Linked DNA regions of Homo sapiens: region 1 is linked to region 2. Evidence: chromatin loops called from intact Hi-C (ENCODE). Cell type or tissue: natural killer cell. All regions are shown on one strand. Links, peaks and the distances in the headings refer to the core of each region. The heading gives the core; the rest is flanking DNA.

Region 1 (9,390 bases), core at 562-8,561, 84 kb after region 2:
TTTTTTTTTTTTTTTTTGAGGCAGAGTTTTGCTGTTGTTGCCCAGGCTGGAGTGCAATGGCACGATCTTGGCTCACTGCAACTTCCACCTCCCGGGTTCAAGCGATTCTCCTGCCTCAGCCTCCCGAGTAGCTGGGATTACAGGCATGCGCCACCACGCCCGGCTAATTTTGTATTTTTAGTAGAGATGGGGTTTCTCCATGTTGGTCAGGCTGGTCTCAAACTCCCTACCTCAGGTGATCCACCCGCCTCGGCCTCCCAAAGTGCTGGGATTACAGGCGTGAGCCACTGCACCCGGCCTAGTTTTCTTTTTATGCGTTACTTCTTTAAGTTTTTTCATCAAAAATAATTTGACTGCCACAAATACATTATCTCCATTTGGAACAATTGTACACTTTTTCTTTGCTTCATTTATACCAACATATGCAGGAAGTTCATCAGAAGAATCCCTGAAATACCCCATGTGGTACTGAGTTTTATTATCTCCAATAATGACGGTCTGGAACTCAGGAGGATCATGGTAAAACCTCCAATGAAGGCTAACATTCAGGCCTGTTGAATTTTTCTTAATTTTATGTTTTCCAGCAAGGATATCATAAGGACCACCTAACTGAAGTCCGAGGCTTGCAGAAAGTGATCAGCTGGCTTTTCAGGATCAAGTTCTTCAAAGAACTTCCAGAAACGATCGGAATCTTCAGGTGAAGAGAGCTTATAATGATTTTCTACTTCTTGTCGAAGACCACATCAGCTTCATAGAATTTACTTTTCTTCACATTAACCATTTTTTCACAGGCCCCTCCCCGCTGGGCTTGCACTTCCTCCCACCGCCGACCATTCTGCAGCCGCAGTGCCTTTTTTTTTTTTTTTTTACACAGGATCTGGCTCTGCTGCCCAGGCTGGAGGGCAGTGGCACAATCATAGCTCACTGCAGCCTCAAACTCCCAGGCTCAAGCCATGCTCCTGACCCAGCCTTCTGAGTAGATAAGGCTACAGCCACGCCCCACCATGCCTGGATGCTTTTTCGTTGTTGTTGAGACACGGTCTTGCTATGCTGCCCAGGCTGGCCTGGAACTCCTGGCCTCAAGTGATCCTCCCACCTCAGCCTCCCAAAGCATTCAGGTTACAAGTGTGAGCCACTGTGCCTGGCCTTCTCTTCCTTTTCTCTCCCATTTCACCCTCTTCCTCCCCTACCACTCTGTTCTTCCATCACCTGTTTTCTTTTACCCTCTCCTGCTTTCTGACTCCACCCCACACAGGTTTCATCAGTTAATTTTAAATAAACCTTAGCATTGGCTATACAGGTTGGGCAGATGACTATACCTCTTTAAACCTCAACTTTTTAATCCTTAAAATGGGAGAATCGGCCAGGCGCAGTGGCTCACGCCTGTAATCCCAGCACTTTGGGAGGCTGAGGTGGGCGGATCACCCAAGGTCAGGAGTTTGAGACCGGCCTGACCAGCATAGTGAAACCCTGTCTCCACTAAAAAATACAAAAAAATAATTACCCGGGCATGGTGGTGGGCACCTGTAATCCCAGCTACTCGGGAGGCTGAGGCAGGAGAATCCTTTGAATCCAGGAGGCAGAGGTTGCAGTGAGCCGAAATTGCACCACTGCACTCCAGCCTGAGCAACAGAGCAAGACTCCATCTCAAAAAAATAAAAAATAAAATAAAATAAATGGGAGAATTAACATTCGTCGTAATTAGGGAGGTTAAATATTACATTTTGGATTCTGAAGCTGGCCAAGATGAAGTAAGAGACCACTACAATCCATCCATGCCGCTGTCTAGGGACAAAATCAACAAGTCACTAGCTAAGGACTCTGCAGTGTTAACAATAGCAGGTGGATAGGAGAGAAGAGCTGAAACTTGAAGAATGACCTATTCAAGGGCAAGTTTCCCAGTTGCTTTTTCTTTCTTGTCTCCCAGTTTTGAACTGAGGTCAGCCCCAGTATAGAACAGTGCAGCATGTATGGGCAGAAAAAACTTCAAGAGAACCATCTGTGAGTGGAAAAAACACAAACCGTTTTTCCTCTGCTCCCACGCCACAGTAAGCAACACAGAAGGCTTCGGTGACCAAATGTTGGGGGTTTCTCCCCACACATCAGCAAGCAAGCAACCAATTCTGCATTAGGCACCAGCTGGGTGTCCTCTATATTCTAATGCTATCTACCTGGAGAGAGCGTCAGAGCCCACAGGGTGGGGCTCAGTCCCCAAGACTGCCTCCACTTCTGATGCCACTCCCAAGTCAGGGCCTCAGGAACTTCTGAGGGACCGGCTTCAAGTTGGGGTTCCCATGACGCCCTCCTTGCGTTCAATTAATTTGCGAGAGTGGCTCACAGAACTCGGGGACACACTTACATTTGCTGGTTTATTATAAAGGGTATTGGGAAGAATACAGATGAAGAGATGCCTGGGCAAGGCATGGGGAAAGGGGCACGAAGGTTCTACCCCTCCCTGGGCACGCGGCCCTCCAGGAACCTCCATGTGTTCAGCTATCCTGGAGGTTATACGGAGGCTTCATTTCTTGGGCGTGGCTGGTGAAATCACTGGCCATGGGTGACCAACTTAACCTTCAGCCCCTCTCCGCTCCCCGGAGGCTGGGGGGTGAGGCTGAAAGTCCCAGGCCTCTAGTCCTGCCTTGGTCCTTCTGGTGACCAGCCCCATCCTGGAGCTACCTGGGGGCTGCCCGCCTTCACCCACCTCTTTAGCATATGAAAGACACTACTGTGGAGATTCTGAGGATTCTAGCAGTTGTAGGCCAGGAAGCCCGGATGAAGACCAAATGTATATTTGATAAGATCACAGCCACATTTTGTGTAGCATTCATCCACTGAAGTACATTTTGTTTGTTCCCCACTCCTCGGCTATTGTGAGCAGTGTGGCTATGTACATTTGTGTGCAAGTTTTTGTGTGACTGTATGTTGTCATTTCTTTTGGAATGGAATACCTAGGAGGGTGGAGTTGCTGGGTCACGTGGTCATGTTTAATTTTCTCTAGATCTTATCACTTTCTGAAATTATTACTTTTCTTTTATGTATTTTTTTTTTTTTGAGACAGAGTCTTGCTCTGTCGCCAGCTGGAGTGCAATGGCCCTATCTCAGCTTACTGCAAACTCCGACAGGTTCAAGTGATTCTCCTGCCTCAGCCTCCCGAGTAGCTGGGATTACAGGCGCGTGCCACCACGCCCAGCTGATTTTTATATTTTTTGTAGAGATGGGATTTCACCATGTTGGCCAGGCTGGTCTAGAACTCCTGACCTCAGGTGATCTGCCCACCTTGGCTTCCCAAAGTGCTGGGATTACAGGCGTGAGCCACCACATCCACCTATTACTTGTTTATTGACTGTCTCTACAGGGGGCTGGGACTGGGATGAAGTGAGTGAGATGGTTGCCTCAGGTGGAAAATTGGAGAAGGGTCCTCAAAATCTCAGTCATCAGCATAAATAATATTTTAATACAATATTTTCAAAAGTCAAAGACAAGGTCAGTCAGAGGACTGGAGCCTGAGGCCAAAAGAAAAATCCAATCCGGCCAGGCGCGGTGGTTCACGCCTGTAATCCCAGCACTTTGGGAGGATGAGGTGGGGGGATCACGAAGTCAGGAGTTCGAGACCAGCCTGGCCAATATGGTGAAACCCCGTCTCTACTAAAGATGCAAAAAATTAGCCAAACATGGCGGCGGGCGCCTGTAATCCCAGCTACTCAGGAGGCTGAGGCAGGAGAATCGCTTGAACTCGGGAGGCGGAGGTTGCAGTGAGCAGAGATGGCGCCGCTGCTCTCCAGCCTGGGCGACGGGGAGAGACTCCGTCAAAAAAAAAAAAAATCCAATCCTGTCTTTATTTAAAATGTTGATATTTTGTTCATGGACTTTTTCATTAACTTTAACTTTTAAAAACATGGCATTAAAATATTGCGCACCTCGACGGCTGCGTTTTCCGGTCTCTCCGGCGTTTTGCGCGGGAGGAGAGTGAGGCGCTTTCTCGCCCACATCCCCCGCGGGGGTCGCGAGGGCTCTCCCTCAGCTCAGCCGCGGGCTCTCAGGAGGCTCAGGTCTGGCTGAAGGGAAGGATTGTTTGGGAGCAGGAACTATAATCAGCCTTGATTTTAGGTCAGGCTTTCGTGCTGGGAGGCCCGCCCTAAAATCAAAACGCGAGAAAAACCTCAGGAGGTGGGAGCAGCTGAGGCCAGACCTGGGGGAGGGTCCGTGAGGGGAAGGAGGGAGCAGATCCCAAGGCATCTCGGCGGAGAAAGGGACGCAGGTCGGTGGGCGATTGCTGGGGGCGGGGTGGGGAGGAGCGCTGCCGCCGGAGGAGCGCGAAGGAGCAAATCTGACGCCCAGCACTCGGGACGCCCAGCGCGGCGTCAGGGGCCCCCTGTGCCCCGGATTCCTGCCGGGCTGAGTGGGCGGTGCCGGAGGGAGGGCGCCCCCTGGCGGTTCGGCGCGGGCCGGCGACGGCCTCGGCTTCTTTTTTTTTTTTTTTGAGACGTGGTCTCGCTGTGTCTGGAGTGCAGTGGCGAGATCTCGGCTCACTGCAACCTCCGCCTCCCGGGTTCAAGCCATTCTCCTGCCTCAGCCTCCTGAGTAGCTGGGAGTACAGGCGTGTGCCACCACGCCCGGCTAATTTTTGAGTTTTTAGTAGAAAAGGGGTTTCACCTTGTTGGCCAGGCTGGTCTCGAACTCCTGACCGCAAATGATCCCCACCCCCCCCCCCCACCTCCGCCTCCCAAAGGGCTGGGATTACAGGCGTGAGCCACCGCCCCCGGCCCCTTGGCCTCTTAAGTAAGCAACTTCCCAGGGATGCCAAGGCACGGGAGAGAATCAGGATAAACAAGGCAGTATTTAAAAAAATTAAATCAGTAAGCTATTGCCCACAGGCTGGCTGCCTGTTTTGATAAGTAAAGTTTTACTGGCAAACTGGCAAAAAATAGAGAGCAAAGGCCTCAGGTGCAGGCCACGTGCCAGGGAAAAGCATGAGACTTAACTGGGCTATTTTAACGCAGTCTGTTTCACCTGCAAGGTGATGCCTCTGATGTTGCTCCTCAGGGGGAGCCTTGGGCATGCTCACAGTCATCCTGGGGTGGCGGTGGCTTTAGCAGGGCTCTCTTTGGCTGTCCCTTTCCCTCGTAATTCTGTTAACTGTCTGCCTTTGTTGGTCTCGCACCAGCTGTTAGGCGCCACCAACTGCTGGATGATGGTTCTACTGTTAAGACCAGGTCCTGGGACCAACATTTCTCCACAGTTTGATTCAATTAAATGCAGGTGCCTCTGCAGGGGCAGTGTTCCAGGTCAGTCTTCGAGGTTCATTCTGACCCCAGAGGGCTCTTTGTGGCTGCTTTCTCCATGGTTCTATCTGGTAAATTGGCTGGCTTATGGTTTAGCTTGTTGCTCTGTTGAAGCTACTAGTTATCTGTTAATCGCTTACCAACACGATCTCTACTGTTTTTGTTTTGTTTTTAGACAGTCCAGCTCTGTCGCCGAGGCTGGAGTGCAGCGGCACAATCTCGGCTCACTGCAACCTCTGTCTCTTGGGTTGAAACGATTCTCCTGCCTCAGCCTCCCAAGTAGCTGGGATTACAGGCGTGTGCCACCACACCAGGCTAATTTTTTATATTTTTGGTAAAGACGGAGTTTCACCATGCTGGCCAGGCTGGCCTCAAAATTCTGAGCTCGGGTGATCCACCTGCCTCAGCCTCTTAAAGTGCTAGGATTACAGGCGTCGGCCTCCACACCTAGCCTCTCTTGTTTTTTGAGTGCCCTTAGCCTTGAACTTACCTACACTGTGTTCAAATAAAGGCAATTCCTTTGGGGAGAGCTTAGAAGCTGTCTGTCCTGTGCCTTGCCTCTCCTCTCCTGGGCAAAATTTCTCAGTCACTGCTTCACTGTGGGTGGTAGGGACAACGGCCCACTTTCTCAGAGTGACACCCTTGCTTGATGAGTGGACTGGGTGGGGACTGCGGCCTCTGATCTTCCTGGCTTGCCTCTCCCAGCATGGAATTTCCACCCTGAGTGAGCTGGAGCCAGCCTGACTCGGTGTGCTCAGACTGAAGCACCTAGGGCAGAGTCTCCACTCTGCAATGGAAGGGCTGAGTGGAGGAGGGGGCCCTGACCTCTCAGCTGCACTTGCTCCAGATTTAGCTTCTAACACAGAGCTGGGCTTGCGGAGAGAGATGCTGGAAGCCTGCCCCTCCCGTGGGGATATGGTAGCCTTGCCTGGGAGCTGGGGGACAGAGAGCTTTGTGTTGTTGACTGCACCCACCTGGCACAGAGCTTTTGTCACTCTGAGCTGAGAGTAAGGATGGAGGAAGTGGTAATAGTTCAAATTTCATAGTGCTCACTGTTCTTACTGAGCTTCAGTAGATTTTTTCTTGAATCAGTTTTTCTTCATTTGGTCTATTATTTTAAGACAACTTCCGGGCCGGGCGTGGTGGCTCACGCCTGTAATCCCAGCATTTGGGAGACCGAGGCAGGCGGATCACGAGGTCAGGAGTTCGAGACCAGCCTGACCAACATGGTGAAACCCCGTCTCTACTAAAAATACAAAAAAAACATAGCCAGGCATGGTGGTGGGCGCCTGTAATCCCAGCTACTCAGGAGGCTGAGGCAGGAGAATTGCTTGAACCCGGGAGGCGGAGGTTGCAGTGAGCCAGATTGTGACACTGCACTCCAGCCTGGGCAACAGAGTGAGACTCTGTCTCAAAAAAAAAAAAAAAAAAAAGACAATTTCTGGAGGCTTAAAAAAATCCTTTTTACCCCTTGCACTCGTTTTGCTGGGAAGGGGGTCCGTAGGTTTCCCTCGGCTCCTCTCCTCTGCCTGCCCTTTGAGATTCCTGCTCCTGATGCTTGGCAAATACCCTTCATCCTCACGGCCCTGAGGAGCTCCCCGGCTCTCCCTCCCTGGGCCTGGGCCCCAGGGTGTTTCCTCCTCTGGTAGCTGCGTGTGTCTGAGATGCTATTATTTTGGAGGAACATCACATTTGAGAGAGACCCACCTTTTGCTGTCTGTGTACTCCCCTTCCCTGTTTTCCTGCTCATTTCTTTGGGTGCAGAGCTCTCTTGCTAGGCCATAGGCCCTCTCAGCTTTGGGAGCTCTACCCTACTCCCTACAGTGATTTACTGTACTTTTTGGTTGTAAAATGTTTTTCTGGGGGGATGGGAGACAGGGTCTCATTCTATCACTCAGGCTGGAGGGCAGTGGCTCAATTATAGCTCGCCGCAGCCTTGAACTCCTGGGCTCAAGCTATTCCCCTCCCTCGGCCTCCCAAGTAGCTGGGACTACAGGTGTGCGCCACTACGCCTGGCTAATTTTTAAATTTTTTGTAGAGACAAGGTCTCCCTATGTTGCCCAGGCTGGTCTTGAACGCCTGGCCTCAAGTTATCCTCCTGCCTCCCAAAGTGCTGGAACTGCAGGCATGAGCCACCATGCCCAGCTTAAAATCCATTTAAAAAAAATCAAAGTAGTACTTAAAGGTAATTTATAGTGTTAAGAGGCTTTTAACAGAAGCTGCCATTCCCACTCCCCCTTCCTTTCATGTTTTCTGTTCCGCAGAGGCGTTTGGGCTTCTCCTGGAGCCCTGTCCTCCCACTGGCTGTCATCTGCTGGGTGCTGATAAGAGGCTGTCTCCCAGGACTTCCTGTTCTCTCCCTGCGTTGGGTCCTGTGACTGCTGACCCACATCATCTTTCTTGGTTTATTTCCTCATTTTGGTGGCATATGTCTTGCTGCAGGAACATAATCCTGATGCTAAGCGTTGGCAAGGATTTGTGGGGCCACTTAACCATGCTGGTGGGCTGGTACGTCCATTGTGGGGTGAGGGTGCCTTTCCACGTCAGTACATGAAGCATCCTTATTACAGCTGCAGAGTATTCAATGGGGAGGCACACAGGGATGTGTTTTCCTGGCTTCCTATTTATGGACAAGGGTTGTTTCCAATCTTTTGCTGTCAAACACTGCTGTGACGAATAGCCATATGCAGACTTCATTTGAAGGTGTGTAAGGGTGAAGGGAAGATTACTTGCTGGAGGTGACATTGCCATGTCACAGCATCCACATATTTGTAATTTGTTGTTGTTGTTTTGAGACGAAGTCTTGCTCTTGTTTCCCAGGCTGGAATACAGTGGCACGATCTCAGCTCACTGCAACCTCTGCCCCCAGGGTTCAAGTGATTCTCCTGCCTCAGCCTCCCGAATAGCTGGGATTACAGGCATGCGCCACCACACAAGGCTAATTTTATGTATTTTTTAGTAGAGATGGGGTTTCACCATGTTGGCCAGGCTGGTCTCGAACTCCAGACCTCAGGTGATCCGCCCGCCTCGGCCTCCCAAAGTGCTGGGATTACAGACATGAGCCACCACGCCCGGCCTGTAATTTTGATGGCAACCGCCAAATCCACCTCCATGGGAGAGCATCAATTTACACTCCAAACAGCAATGACGAGTGCTTGTTTCCCCAGCTGTGCTTCAAAACATTACTATTAGTTTTCTGTCAATCTAAGAGGTAAAAATGGCAAATCAGTGTGGTCGTCTTTCAGAGAACTTGAAAGTTTCTATCACCGTGAGCATCTTTTGTTTGTTTGTTTGGTTTGGTTTGGTTTTTTTGAGACGGAGTCTCGCTCTGCCGCCCAGGCTGGAGTGCAGTGGCGGGATCTCGGTTCACTGCAAGCTCCGCCTCCCGGGTTCACGCCATTCTCCTGTCTCAGCCTCCCAAGTAGCTGGGACTACAGGCACCTGCCACCACGCCCAGCTAATTTTTTGTATTTTTAGTAGAGACGGGGTTTCACTGTGTTAGCCAGGATGGTCTTGATCTCCTGACCTCGTGATCCACCCATCTCGGCCTCCCAAAGTGCTGGGATTACAGGCGTGAGCCACCACGCCCGGCCATCGTGAGCATCTTTTTACATGTTCGAGCTATGTACATTTCCTCTTCTGTGAACCGTTTCTTACCCATTTTTCCATTGGATAGTTGGTCTTTCCATCTGCTTTGGAATCATCTTCAGGCAGACTTTCATCCCCAACATTTCACTGAAATTCCTTCTTTTGAGGTCACTATTGATGTCCACATTGCCCAATCCCCAGGCCAGCTCTTGGTTCTTATTGGATGTTCTCAGCAGCATGTGACACAGCTGGGTGGCTGCTGCTTCTCGAGTCTTTCTTTAACAGCTTCTGTCTCTTCCGTGGTTTCCTTCTTAACTTCCAGAAACTCTCAATGCCCTTGATGGATTTTCCTTATTTCTTCAACCTCTAAACATCTGAATTTCCAGGGCTCAGTTACCTTCTCTCTGAGTGTTGACCCGTAGACCCTTTATCCAGGTCTTCAGTAGCCTCCTGGCAGGTTTCCTGCAAAGGGTCTCGATGTGTAAGATCAAACGATCAACTATAAAGACGTGTTCTAGAT
Region 2 (8,000 bases), core at 1-8,000:
TCAAGAAAGATTTAGCAGGTAAAACCGACAGAACCTCATGACTGACATGGAGGCACGAAGAGGGGGGTTTGAGGAGAGGTGCCCCCAGACTTCTGGCTCGGTGATGAGCCGTGTGAGAGCGCCTGCCATCACACTGCATTATGGAATAGCCAAAAGCAGAGAGCAGGTGCTGGTGGAAGCAGTCCAGTCTTCAGCAAGCTGACGTGAATGCATGTAGGTTATCTAATCAGAGACCTACAAATATTTAGGTAGATCATATTTTCCACCTCTGAACTTTGAACACCTCTTATAGCACAAGGACAAAATATCTCTTCTCTGTGTTAGGTATTAATGTCAATACCTTCACTGTAATTTTTCTTTGGACTTGGCTTCAGTATTACTACCTTCTTCTGAATTATCCTTTGAGTTTTTAATCAGTCCTTTAACATTTCCCATCACTTTGCGACAGGTAAACCTGTGACAGGTATAAGTGTCTATGTATGTGTGTACAATTTGATCTCTTCCTGGAATCTGTCTAAAAGCCACTATTTTTTTAAAATTTTTCATTCTAAGTCTATTTGCATCCGGCTAACTCTCAAGTACCTACGATGAGGTACAAAATTCTTCCATGAAGATCACTTTTTATTAAAGTCTCTTACCTTCACCTAAACACCATGCCATTAAGTCACTGTTTTTCAAGGTGTGGTCCATGGGGCAGATGCATTAAATCTACCTTGAATGCTTAGTAATATATAATAATAAAATCTATACTAACTAAGGTTTATTCGGTACATACCATGTGCTAGGTACTGTTCTAAGCCCTTCACAAGTACTGACTCGTGTTATCGTCACAATCATTTTATGAGAAAAGAACTATAATATCCCATTTTACAGAAGAGGAGATTGAGGCAGAGATTAAATAATTTGCCCACATCAAAGGCTAGTAAGTAGGCCCTATCCAGACTTGCTGAATTAAGGGGAGGAACGATCTTGGAAATTTGCAATTTTAAAAAGTGCTCCAGCCCCTAAAAGGAGCTCTCACATGATTCTTTTGTATACTAAAGTTTGAGACTCACTAAATGAAGTACAAACCCTGGTTTCAAAGCATTTTCCCGTAATACGCTACCCACTCACTGATATTCTCCGTACTTCACACTGTGCCCTATTCCTTTAATAATAAAACTCCTCAAATTTACACCTCATCACACACAGAATGTTAGAAATGACAAAACCACAGAAAGGCATCATTTTACAAAGGAGAAAAACCAAGCCCCAGAAAGAGATGAGGAGATCTGTCTGAAGTTACTAAAAGTATTCGGACTAGGACCATAGATCTCCTTTCCACTTCAGTTCTTCCTCCACTATAAAATGCTGAAAAGACTTTCTATAGCATACAGCTTGAGGGGTTTGTTAGGGGCCAGATTATCTTATCTCATCTGGTCAAAGCTGCAACAATAAACACCATTCTATATTTGAAAGCAAAGTGACAAAATGTTTGAATTGGCAGAAAACAAGTTAAAACAATTCTTACGGCTTAATCTAATAGGAATAGTTGGTTCAAAGCCAAATGGTTCAGAGTATATTGAGGATAGGTCACTTTGATGAAATTCATCTCAGGTTTTGCCATTCGGCAATCAGAACTCTCTCACAGAATTAGAGTAAGTCTGTATCTGCACAGAGTAGGGTTTTCTTTTTGTAAACACTGGTGAAATCTAGGTATAAAATCTTTCCCCAATGCAAAGTGCCTTGTAGTCTGCACCCTCCTTCATTCATTCACCACCATTTTTTCCCATTTTTTTTTCTCAAAAGAAGCCTCTGTTAACTCTTTTGCAAGACACCATCTGCCTGTGCCCAGATCACTCCTCTCCTCTCTACATAACCTTATTTTATTAATATCATCTTCCTTTGCTCTTCAATATTTCCTCTTTTCATAGCTCCTTCTCCCTAAGTCTCTCGCACCAGAAAAGAATTGTATATCACTCCACTGCTAAAAAACCGTACTGATGGCCCGGCGTGGTGGCTCGTGCCTGTAATCCCAGCACTTTGGGAGGCCGAGGCGGGTGGATCACCTATGGTCAGGAGTTTGAAACCAGCCTGGCCAACATGGCGAAACCCCGTCTCTACTAAAAATACAAAAATTAGTCGGGCCTGGTGGTGGGCACCTGTAATTCCAGCTACTCAGGAGGCTGAGGCAGGAGAATGGTCTGAACCTGGGAGGCGGAGCTTGCAGTGAGCTGTTAATCGAGCCACTGTACTCCAGCCTGGGCGACAGAACAAGCCTCTGTCTCAGAAAAACAACAACAACAACACCAACAGAAACCATATTGATTATAGAATAAAGCCTAACTTTCTTATGTGATTCATGCCCTTCATAGTCTAGTGACAATTTATTCATCTAATATCAGCTCAACACTCACAAGTCTCCTGCCCACTATTCCTGATGTTTCAGTCATTCAACTCTTTCATCTCTCTGTGGAAAATGATCCATTTGCCTGACTCTCCTTCATCTCCATCTGATGAAGTCTTAATTCATCCTTTAAAATTCAGCTCCAAGGTCACAACCTACCTTCTCTGTGAAGTGTCCTTGACTCCCTGAGAGTAATATCACTCTGCCCCCAAAGAATAACTCCTATACCACACAGTATTTTGACTGCATCTGTCATTGCAACAGAAGGTAAGCTCATTCTTGAATTCATTGAAATATTTACTGAGGCAGTGTGATGTGCCAGGCCCCATGCTAAACCCCAAGGATATAGAAATGAATTATCTTGCAAACACTATGATCTTAAGAGCATATTTTGTGCTTTAAAAAAATCAGATCTTAAGCCCCTGACATGTAATATTTAGAAGGTATATAATACAGTCTCTGTATATGAAAAGTGTTATTTATTTACAAAATGGCAGGACATGAAAAACAAGGTATCAGAGTATTTGCAGTATTTTTTTAAAACTGGTAAGATAATAACTTCTCAGCTCAAACATCTATTTCCCCTTTCCAGTTCTTCTGGAATTGTTAATCCTTAAGAAACATAATGAACAAAATTCACTCTGCCATCTAAAATGACAAAAGAAGTCTGTTTTGGGGCCATATAATCCTTTTCTGTAGGACAAATCTTGGCAGTATATACAATACTTCCTCTCTTCCAATGTGGAAGAAAAAAAAAAACCTTTTGAACCCACCAGTTTTCAAAGATTAACTGTACTCATGCAAAGTTTTAACCTTTCTCTGACACAGGAATGTTCCATATATTTCCACATTCTGACAGGCAAATGCATTCTCCAATTAGCTACTGACCTTTCATGATGAAAATGGGCAATAAGAGTGTATTTCATTTCAGCAACCCTGAGATACTTATAAAGTCAAAGAATATTATATACACATGTTATGGCAAGAAGCTTTTACAAATTTTAAATACCTTAAAAAGCACATGCATTTTCACTGGGAAGTTTTAAGAATACATTCTAAATATTCAGGAGTCCATTAAGTGGCAGAATATTTTACATCTGCCCCGTTCCTAAACAGTAAAATGAAAATTTCATTGTTCTGCTTTAGAAATTAAATTTGACCACTTTGAAATTAAAGGTGCAATATTAACCATGTAACTGTTAAACATTTTACATTTTTCAGAAAATCCTTAAGCATTTATTCAAAATAAAGGTAACAAACATCTACCGTTTTGTGTAAAATAACTATCAGTGACTTAATTTGACAGCGACATTTAAGTTTACCATCAGTGGTAGTTTGAACTATCTACACCTATAGATAGTAATTAGATACATTCTGACAGTTTTCCAGGAAGAGCAAACCACAGACACTTAGTCATGAACTGAAAAGCCAAAGCATTAGATTCTTATATCACATGCAAAATGTTCTCAATTGTGAGCATTTTACTATGCTTAGAAAGTTATTTACAATATATGGATCTCTTTGGTAGCATGTTCTACAGGAAGAACTGCTTCATGATAACAGTTTGTGGGGGCCAGGTGTGGAGGTTCATGCCTGTCATTCCAGCACTTTGGGAGGCTGAGGCAGGAGGATCACATGAGGTAAGGAGTTTGAGACCAGCCTGGCCAACATGGTGAAATCCCATCTCTACTAAAAATACAAAAATTAGCCAGGCATGGTGACACACATCTTTAGTCCCAGCTACGTGTGAGGCTGAGGCAGGAGAATTGCTTAAGCCGAGGAGGCAGAGGTTGCAGTGAGCCAAGATCGCGCCACTGCACTCCAGCCTGGGTGACAGAGTGAGACCCAGTCTCAAAAAACAAAAACAAAAACAGTTTGTGAGAGAAAATCAGAGTCTGTCCTTAAACTCACTGGTTTTCCTTTGCTAATATTATGGCTTCTCTTTTAAAATAGCCAAAGGTTTCAACCAGTCTAGCTGCTGCCACCTTCTTATTAAACTTTAATAAGCTAAGCTTTTTAAGCCACATAAAAATTTCATCAAGCATTTGTCAACCTTGGGGAAAACGGAAGGAGGAAAAAAGGTCAGAACATCACTTTCCACCACAGTAGCATCTGGAGAGACGCTTTGGAAGGATCCTGCATGCAGTCAGCCGCAAAATAAATGCTAGGAAACAAGCTCGCAGTTTGTGGCCTGCACCAGATGGTGATTATGTTTCCTCCTTCATCAGCCCCGGCCCCACACTGGGTGCTAATTAAAGCACTATCTTCCAATAGCAGGCTCCTGGGACAACCGTGAGCCTTTGTTCCAACGTCCTCAGGGTGAGCTACACCCAGTCCACTAACACAGGCTTGCCTGTCAACAACACCACTCCAGAGCAGCTCCTTCTCATTTTACTTTCAGTGTTTCGTATGTCAACATATTTTAAAAACAAATCTTTTAGTTTTTTTTTTTTTTTTTTTTAACAGGTATATTACATGTTATAGGAGGGAAAAGGAGGTGGGCTGCCTGGGGCCCTCAAGACATGAGAAACGGGTGGTGGCTTCCAAGCTTCCTTACTTCCCCCATAGATTCCTGACAATGTGCTGCAGAAGCCTCCAACCTGGAACAGCCAACAGGACCAGAGCAGCCCACCACCCGACCCCAGAAAAAGCCGAGAAAAGCCCAACTCCGCTAGCCAAAGTACCAAGAGAAGGATGGCCTAACATCAGAAAACACTTGCAGTAATATTCATTCTACTCCAGCCAGGCGCCAAGGGCAAAATCACAATCCTCCTCCCACCCTGGTCTCACAGAGCCCAGTGGGAATAGGCTCTCCCAGCCCGGCTCCTCAGGAAGAAAAGCTGTGCCCACTGGTCTAATTAACACCCAGAGAACATGCCACCCAACAGCAGAATATTTTTTCTAAGCACCAATGAAACACTGACTAAGACAAACTACATCCTACATCATAAAACAAACTTCAAGAAACAGAAGAGAACTGAAATCATAGAGTATTTCTCTGAGCATAATGGAATCAAACCAGAAATCAGTAACACTAAGATAATAGTAAAATCTTGGCAGGACACAGTGGCTCATGTCTGTAATCCCAGCACTTTGGGAGGCTGAGGTGCACAGATCGCTTGAGGTCAGGAGTTCAAGACCAGCCTGGGCAACACAGTGAAACCTCATCTCTACCAAAAAATACAAGTTAGCCGGACACGGTGGCATGCGCCTGTAATCGCAGCTACTCGGGAGGCAGAGGTCAGAGAATCACTTGAACCCGGGAGGTGGAGGTTGCAGTGAGCTGAGATCGTATCACTGCACTCCAGCCTGGGTGACAGAGTAAGACCCTCTCTCAAAAGGAAAAAAAAAAAAGTAAAATATCTAAACTACTGGAAATTCAATAACATACTTCTCAGTAATGTATGGGTAAAAGAAGAAGTCTCAAAAGAAAAAAATACATAGGACTGAATGAAAATGAAAATACAGCATATCAAAATATGTGAGGCATAGCCTTAAAGAAGTGCTGAGAGAGAAATTTATAGCACTTAATTCTTACATTAGAAAACAGGAAAGCCTTCAAATAAACTAATCACAGACTTAAATGTAAAACATAATATAAAACTTCCAGGAAAAATAGTAGAAAATCTTTGGGATATCTAGGGATAAGTAAAGAATTTTTAGACTTGACACCAAAAGCACAATTCATAAAAGAAAAAATTAATAAACCATAAAAATTAGAAATTTTTGCTTTTCAAAGACCTTGTTAAGAGGTTGAACAAAACAAAATACAGACTGGGAGATAATCTCTGCAAGCCACATATTTGACGAAGGACTTGTATCTGGAATACATAAAAAGCTCTCAAAATTCAACAGTGAAAAACAATCTAGGTAGAAAATGGGCAAAAGACATGAATGGATATTTCACTGAAGAGGATATACGGATGGCAAACAAGCACATAAAAAATGTCTAATTAGAGAAATGCAAACTAAAACCACAAGAGATGTTACTACACAACTCAACAATCACAAGAGATGAAAACACCAAGTGCTGTCGAGAGTGTGGAGGAACTGGATCAGTCATACATTTCTAGCAGGAATGCAAAATGGTATGGCCACTTTGCAAAATGAGTCTAACAGTTTCCTACAGAACTAAATATGCACTTATCTTAACAGCCCAAAAACTTCACTCTTGGAATTTACACTGAACTCAGAAATTACACATTTATCCCAGGGAAACGAAAACTCATGTTTACACCAAAACCTGTATGTGATTGTTCACAGCTGCTTTATTTGTAATAGCCAAAATCTGAAAACATCCCAGATATCCTTCAATGAGCGAGCAATTAAACAAACGGTGGTACATCCAAACCATGGGATATAGTTCGGCCATAAAAAGGAATAAATGACTGATACACATAACAACTTGAAAGTATCTTGGCCGGGCGCAGTGGCTCACGCCTGTAATCCCAGCACTTTGGGAGGCTGAGGTGGGCGGATCACAAGGTCAGGAGATCGAGACCATCCTGGCTAACACGGTGAAACCCCATCTCTACTAAAAATACAAAAAATTAGCCAGGCACGGTGGCAGGCACCTGTAGTCCCAGCTACTCCGGAGGCTGAGGCAGGAGAATGGCGTGAACCTGGGAGGCGGAGCTTGCAGTAAGCTGAGATCCAGCCGCTGCACTCCAGCCTCGGCGACAGTGAGACTACATCTCAAAAAAAAAAAAAAAAAAAAAAAAAAAAGTATCTCAAGGTAATTATGCTGAGTGAGGAAGTGAAGAATTCCAAACTCTAGAGGTTACATACTATATGATTCCACCTATATAACATTTTTTTCTTTATTTTTTTGAAACAGAGTCTCACTCTGTCACCCAGGCTGGAGTGCAGTGGTACGATCATGGCTCACTGCAGCCTCTGCCTCCCAAGTTCAAGCAATTCTCGTGCTTCAGCCTCCTGAATGGATGGGACTACAGGCGCATGGCACCTTGCCCAGCTACATTTTTGTATTTTTAGTGGAGATGGGGTTTGCCATGTTGGCCAGGCTGGTCTTGAACTCCTGACCTCAAGTGATCCACCTGCCTTGGCTTCCCAAAGTGCCGGGATTACAGGTGTGAGCCACCGTGCCTGGCCCATGATTCCACCTATTTAACATTCTTGAAATGACAAAACTATAGAGATGAGAAACAGATTCCTGGTAGATTAGGGAAGGGGGAAGGAGGGAGGTGGCTGTGGTTATAAAAGAGTAGCACAAGGGTTCCTTGTGATGGAACTGGTCTGTATCCTGACCGTGTTGTTGGTCATGTGAATCTACACATGCGATAAAACTACACAGACTAAAGACAGACACACACATACACAAATAAGTACACATTAAACTGGAGAGGTGGGGAGATTTCAGTGTATTTAGGAAGATCAGTGGATTGCATCCATGCCAATTTCCAGGTTATGATACTGACCACAGTTATACATGTTGTTACCACAAGGAGAAATGAGTGAAGGGGATAAGAGACATCTTTGTATTTGTATTATCTCTTACAAATGCAAGCAAATCTACATTTTCACAAAACGCATATAACCTGAAACTAATCACGAAGGAACACAACACGTCGGATAAACTCAAATACAAAATAAT

What was found. Hi-C counts contacts between places; a loop is a spot of excess contacts. Peaks named below come from ENCODE experiments on the same cell type or tissue, not always from the same donor. Only the 100,000 strongest peaks of a DNase experiment are listed, where the experiment ranks them.
Region 1: a loop joins it to region 2, with 3 times the contacts of the local background. A loop is called at or near these places in 8 of 110 quality-filtered maps.

Annotation. Positions count from the first base shown.
Region 1 is chr5:180,086,205-180,095,594 of GRCh38, forward strand. It overlaps the pseudogene LOC646058. Among named protein-coding and RNA genes, the nearest start is that of RNF130, 19 kb to the left of the region's middle. RefSeq lists a silencer at 4,323-4,452, an enhancer at 7,530-7,674 and a cis regulatory region at 7,594-7,611. In natural killer cell, for the core only: CTCF peaks have their summits at 4,415 (motif pointing left) and 4,618; DNase peaks (open chromatin) are centred at 4,397 and 5,087; H3K4me3 peaks cover 538 bases; H3K27me3 peaks cover 165 bases.
Region 2 is chr5:180,003,162-180,011,161 of GRCh38, forward strand. All of the region lies in intron 3 of RNF130 (ring finger protein 130), which reads right to left. Among named protein-coding and RNA genes, the nearest start is that of MIR340, 8.2 kb to the right of the region's middle. RefSeq lists an enhancer at 4,389-4,890. In natural killer cell, for the core only: no CTCF peak of the experiment used is centred there; no DNase peak of the experiment used is centred there; H3K27ac peaks cover 1,054 bases.